Linked DNA regions of Homo sapiens: region 1 is linked to region 2. Evidence: read pairs that join two places in POLR2A ChIA-PET (ENCODE). Cell type or tissue: Panc1. All regions are shown on one strand. Each heading gives the region's core, and the rest is flanking DNA. Links, peaks and the distances in the headings are about the cores only. Region 1 overlaps C6orf120 (chromosome 6 open reading frame 120). Region 2 overlaps ERMARD (ER membrane associated RNA degradation).

The links. Peaks named below come from ENCODE experiments on the same cell type or tissue, not always from the same donor. Only the 100,000 strongest peaks of a DNase experiment are listed, where the experiment ranks them.
Region 1: POLR2A ChIA-PET joins it to region 2 with 5 read pairs; 25 of 35 experiments call an interaction of 5 or more read pairs at or near these places.

The regions. Positions count from the first base shown.
Region 1 is chr6:169,705,333-169,708,258 of GRCh38, reverse strand. C6orf120 (chromosome 6 open reading frame 120) reads right to left here. Exons shown (of 1, transcript NM_001029863.3): 1 at 1,899-2,926. PHF10 (PHD finger protein 10) reads left to right here. Exons shown (of 12, transcript NM_018288.4): 10 at 2,535-2,643. Among named protein-coding and RNA genes, the nearest start is that of C6orf120, 4.7 kb to the right of the region's middle. In Panc1, for the core only: no CTCF peak of the experiment used is centred there; no DNase peak of the experiment used is centred there; H3K27ac peaks cover 375 bases.
Region 2 is chr6:169,763,499-169,766,424 of GRCh38, reverse strand. All of the region lies in intron 9 of ERMARD (ER membrane associated RNA degradation), which reads right to left. Among named protein-coding and RNA genes, the nearest start is that of ERMARD, 13 kb to the right of the region's middle. In Panc1, for the core only: no CTCF peak of the experiment used is centred there; no DNase peak of the experiment used is centred there.

The DNA.
Region 1 (2,926 bases), core at 113-2,612, 58 kb after region 2:
AAATCTATACTATATTATTGCTACCATGAAAGTCTTATCTTTGGCTGTTTTTCAAGTAGAAAAGTAAGTGTACTGTGAGCCTTTTATTTGAGATGCTGAGAGCTATTAGGATGAGTATTTCAGTTTTCTTGTCAATAGTGATACTCTGATGATGTTGCAGTTATTTGAAGTAGAACTGATTGTCTAAACCAGACACACATAGGAGTGTGCTCCATTGGTCTTGTGGAGAGTGCTGCACATTAACCCCTCCCTCAACTGTGCAATCCACTTGAGACTGGCTTCTCTAAGCCACAGTTGTTATCTGCTGTGTAAAGTCCTGGATGCCAGCACTGTGGCTTCTTAGAGAGGGCAGATGCTTTGTATATCGAGCTGCAGCATTCATCGTAGAAAATGCTACAAAGCTGTCTCTCTTCCCCTTCTCTCATGTTTCCCTCTTTTCATCAAGATGAAGGCTGTTGGGTAAGAAAAACTAAGTGATTTAACAAATCATTATGATTTAAACTTAGAAATAAACCTAGAATTTTTTGGTGTCCCTTTTATCATAGGTGTTTAATGTATATTTTAATGATTGTAGAACTTGAATTGCTCTAGAATGTGAATGACTACCCTTGTGTTTTACTCCTTTTGGCTTTTGTTTTGTAAAGAATCTCCTGTGAGGAGTTCTGTTTTTAGAATTTAATATTGTTTGGTTACTTCCCTGACTTTAGTGAAAGATATTAGAGTATTTACTATGCCAGTATCTAACTTAAACTATTAGTATTAAATAAGTATATCTTTTACATTTAGTACAGGTACCATAACCAAGAGATTTCTTAGTTTTGATGGATTAAGAGAGAGCATTCTGCTGTATATTATGGCAGGTACAGATATGATCATAACTGAACCAGAATTTGGATTATAGAAGTGCACTTCCTAGCTGTTTTTTATTTAGGTATAGGAACACACAATGAGAACCTTATGTTTAGAATGTAGCAGTAACAACAGAGGGTAACTACACTGCAAGACTTAAATGGTTTGAGCATGTGACACTATCCTTTTGTTGGGGGGAGCAGGGTATAAAAATATACATACAGGAGATTAGTTTAATAGTAAAGTTTTATATGTATGTTTAACTTCCATGATATTTATTATTTTGTAGAGACATTTGTGATTGTTTAGAGTTCTTGTTTTTATTCTATTTATGTATAAGGTTGACTTTTTTTAAATAAATAAGCCAAAAATTCTTTTTGAATGCCTCTGTCATCTTTTGCAAAGAAAGATAATTTAAAAAGTACAAAACTTAAGAACAAATTGTTTAGGTCTAACAGGTTATGAAGGTGGCAGTGAGACATTTCAAAGCTGGAATATATACAACGTTTGAGTTTTGTTTAGGTTCCTCTTTGGTTCAGTAAATTAGGAAAGGGATGCATTTGGCAGGGTGGGAATAAAGCAGAAATGAAACAATTCTACTTAAAATAATTATTTTCCCAGTTCATCTACGTGTGTGTGTGTGTGTGTGTGTGTGTGTGTGTGTGTGTGTGTGTGTGTGTGTATGTATGTATGTATGTCCCCTTACCCCATTTCATTCTTGGCCCATGCTTGCTCTTCCTTTTTTACCACTGTTATTTACTTATTTCTATAGCATGAGTGAACGTCATTTTGTAACAGTCAAGACCGTGACGTTCGGATGCCCTCCCTCCCCTGGTAATTTTAAGTGCAGTGAACCCTTTTTCCTTTGTCATTTCCATGTGTAACCAAATATGTCTAAAATTCAGACACCTTCACTGGACCATGCATGTTTTTAATCTGAAAGATCAGTAGTACTCAGAGTGTTCGTGTATTTTTTAAGTGACTGCAATTTTTTTTTGCTTGTCTGAAAACTTATTTTTCCCTTTTATAATTTTACATTTTATAGTGAATCTTTCTAAGTATAGATTCTTTTATTAGACATGCAAAGAGAATAATCACACAACTAAGTTTTCCACAAACGTTTATGTACACGCCAATGTATGCATGAGACATCTTTCAATTAAAAATGTTTAAACTGATTTTTTTTTAAATACCACTATACCAATGAGGATAAGCTGATTTTTTAACTTAGATTTTATAGCTCTAGTTTTGCAGTTTTGGAAAATAGCAGGTTTTAAACAAAATTAATATATGAGCTATTTAAAATGGTCTTTTTAGAGTAAGTCTTACACATAATGGTCATTTGCTACTTGGATTTTCTTGTCCAATTAATAGTGACATTTGACATTGTATTTAGTCTTTCCTTCCATTCATTAAACAAATCTTACTGTGCATGTAGGGAGTATAGAATGCTACATTTAATCTTACGAGATCATGCTGTTTACCAAATTTTATGATGAAATTAATGCTTTCTTCAGTAGGCAGTCTTACATTGTAGGCAGACTCCTGTCAAGTTTTGTCTTTCAAAATGGTCCTCATTAGCAAGTTACCAAAAGTAAAAATAGGGCAATAAAGTAACAGAATTCCTTTTAAACCCATAGTAAGCTCTTCTGGCATGAATTTATAGCCCTCTTCTACCCTTCCAGCCAAAGGTCATTCCAAATGCTATATGTGGAATTTGTCTGAAGGGTAAGGAGTCCAACAAGAAAGGAAAGGCTGAATCACTTATACACTGCTCCCAATGTGAGAATAGTGGTAAGTATTGAAATGTCTTTTTAAAATTTTAACCACCGTATTTATTGGTTCAAAAACTAGAATTTATAGTTTCAGGCAGATTTCAACCAAAGAGTCACCAAATTAAATACACAGGGTAGCTTGTGAGGCATAGACACAGCCCATGTGTTTTCCTCTACATTGTATATTCATTTCTCTTTGGCGATTTGACATTATAGCCATTCTCTGGAAGTCCTAAAGCAAACTAGTATTTTATGTGCCATATTAAGTTAAAATTTCTTATGTGAGATACCACTAATACTGG
Region 2 (2,926 bases), core at 278-2,777:
GCCGCATTAGGACACTGCTCTCAACAGAGCTTTAGCCCAGTTATCTCTAAAATGTACAATCCCAGGCCCTCACAAATCGCTGCTCATACAACAGAATACTTCTCCTGACGACTGGTATTTGTGCACAAGGGAGCACAGCTTCCTATTTTCTCCAATGAATAGCCTTGTCTGTTTTTATTTTATTTCATGCACGCTGCTTCTCAGCATCATCGGCACGGCCTACAGACATGTGCTGTCCTGAGTTCTGATCCCAACTGCAACATTTTCTAGACATGAAACCTACAGGCAACCGATTGAACTCCACAGATGCAGGTTTTCTCTGCAAAAGGAGAAGTTAAGAATGCCTATCTCAAAAGGCTTTTGGGGACTTCAGTGAGATTTGACAGACAGCATGACGAAATCACTTCAGTGAGATTTGACAGACAGCATGACGAAATCACTTCAGTGAGATTTGACAGACAGCGTGACGAAATCACTTCAGTGAGATTTGACAGACAGCGTGACGAAATCACTTCAGTGAGATTTGACAGACAGCCTGATGAAATCACTTCAGTGAGATTTGACAGCATGAGGATTGGCTGCACGGTGGCACGCTCCATCACTGTAGGGCCATGCGGTGTGATGTGATGAAATCAGGATTTTGTGTAAGCTAGCTCTCAAGAAATGTTTTTTGATTTATTAATGTTTAATAATAAATGTTTAATAATCTATTTTAAATTTCATATTGCCAATATTCTTCAACATTACTACACAGATGACTCTAAAATCTGTTATCTTTAGCTCTGAAATCTGTATTGCTAGCCCTAAAATTCCCTCTGAGTTCTAAATATCCAACGTCTACCACATATTCCCACTTTCTCCAAAAAGCAGAATTTTTCATTTACCTACATCAACTACACACATTAGCTTCTACTTTGTTTTACAGAGTTAGTATAAATGCCTTCTCACTCTCCCATGATAAATAAGCTTCTGAAGTCAGAAAATCTCACTCATATTCATATCTTCCACTGGTCCTGAAGAAACCTCATGACACAAAAGTAATCAGTAAATAATAACAGCATCTGCAGTGTCTTATTAAGTTTTATAAAATATCTTCATATATGTACTGCCTTAAAAACTGATCCTGTTTATTCTGGGTGAAAGCCTGTGCTAATAATATATTCTTTGATAGATTATATCCTCTGTGGAAACAGCCATGTTATTTATTTATGAAGTCAAATGACAAGTAAATATCCAAATTTATTTGCACCGCATGGCCCTACAGTGATGGTGCGTGCCACCGTGCAGCCAATCCCCATGCAGGTATCATGAAGCAAGGGCTCTAATGGGTGGGGCCCAGCTCTTTCCTGAAGCTTCGCTCCACACCGCGCTGAGTGGCCTACATGGAAGGCACTGGGCATGGGCAGCAGGCGACAGCAACGTGTAGGCCTGCCTCAGAGAACCCGCAGAGACCTCTGCAGAAATGCACACGAGTAAGGCAAAGCAGGACTGCCTCCAAGATGAGACAGAAACAGAACACAGAGAAAAGCAGCCTCCACCTTTGAGTAGATGAGCCTCTGGAAGGTCGCTTTTGTGGCCACAGCCCCTGACCTGGAGCGGAAAATCTGGGGGTGAGGAACAAAGTAAGAGGAAAGACAAGCAAGTTCTGGAGCTGACAAGAAGCCTAAATTTCACTGAGGTATCCAAACAGGGAACACACCAAAGAGGAGGGCAGGGTTAGAACCCGAGGCCTTGCTGCCACGTGAAGAGGATGAACTCCATCTGGCAGGCAGCAGGACATCATCGAGGAGGTTAAACAAATGAAAAAAAACCATAAATAACGTAAGAATATCAGCTTAGAAAATAATCAGTGGGGCCACGTATGGTGGCTCACACCTGCAATCCCAAAACTTTGGAAGGCTGAGGCAGAAGGATGACTTATGCCCAGGAGTTCAAGATCAGCCTGGTCAACATGGCAAGACTCTGTCTCTACAAGGAAAAAAAAAATGTAAAAATGAGCCAGGTGTAGTAGCACACATCTATGGTCCCAGTTACTCGGGGGGCGGAGGTGGGAGGATCGCTTGAGCCCGGGGATTGAGGCTGCAGTGAGCTATGACTGCACCACCGCACTTCAGCCTGGGTGACAAAGCAAGACCCTGCCTCAAAAAAAAAAACCAAAAAAAAAAAACTAACTAAAAAAAAGAATCAGCAGGACTGTGAGAATGAAATTTGAGAAGGAGGAAGAATCGTGAGATGAGCTCGGGTGGGCCGAGGAGCCAGGCGGGGGGCTTCTCAGTTTGGACAGGAAGAGCACAAGGTCAGCTGGGTGGAAACCACCGGCTGTGCTGGCCACTGAGTGGACACGGGAGGTGTTGGGGAAACACGAGACGCTGCTGGAGTCTGCAGCTGGTGAGGCTGAGATGACAGAGGGAGCGTCAGAGGACAAATCTGTGGGAAACAACGCCTTTCTGAAAGAAGATAAATGTGAGGTGCTGAGGAAAACTCACATGAAGATATTTAGTGAACATAAGCAGGTCTAACTGCAGAGATCAGATGGGGGTCAGTGAGAAGCAACACTGGGGAGCCCGGCTCCGGGGCCGTAAGCTGCCCTCGCAGCACTGCTTTTGCTGGGTCCAAAACTTCCATGTGTTGGGTTTCATTTTCACTGGGTTCAAAGTATTTTCTAATTGTTGTTCCCCCAGAGATGAAAATGTAAGGCAGAGAATTGTATGAGATCTCCCAGGGAGAGGAAACAGAGGATGGGGTTGACGGCAGAGCATTGAGGAATGCCTACAAAGAGGGGCAAAAAGCAAAAGCCAAGCTAGAGAAAGAGACGAGAATCCGAGGTGTGGAGCGGCTGCACCTGCCCTCCCTCCACAACAGATCGTCCCGTGGGAAGCTGGGCACTTGGCCATCCAGGAACGCTTCCATGCCTCCCTGGCAGCAA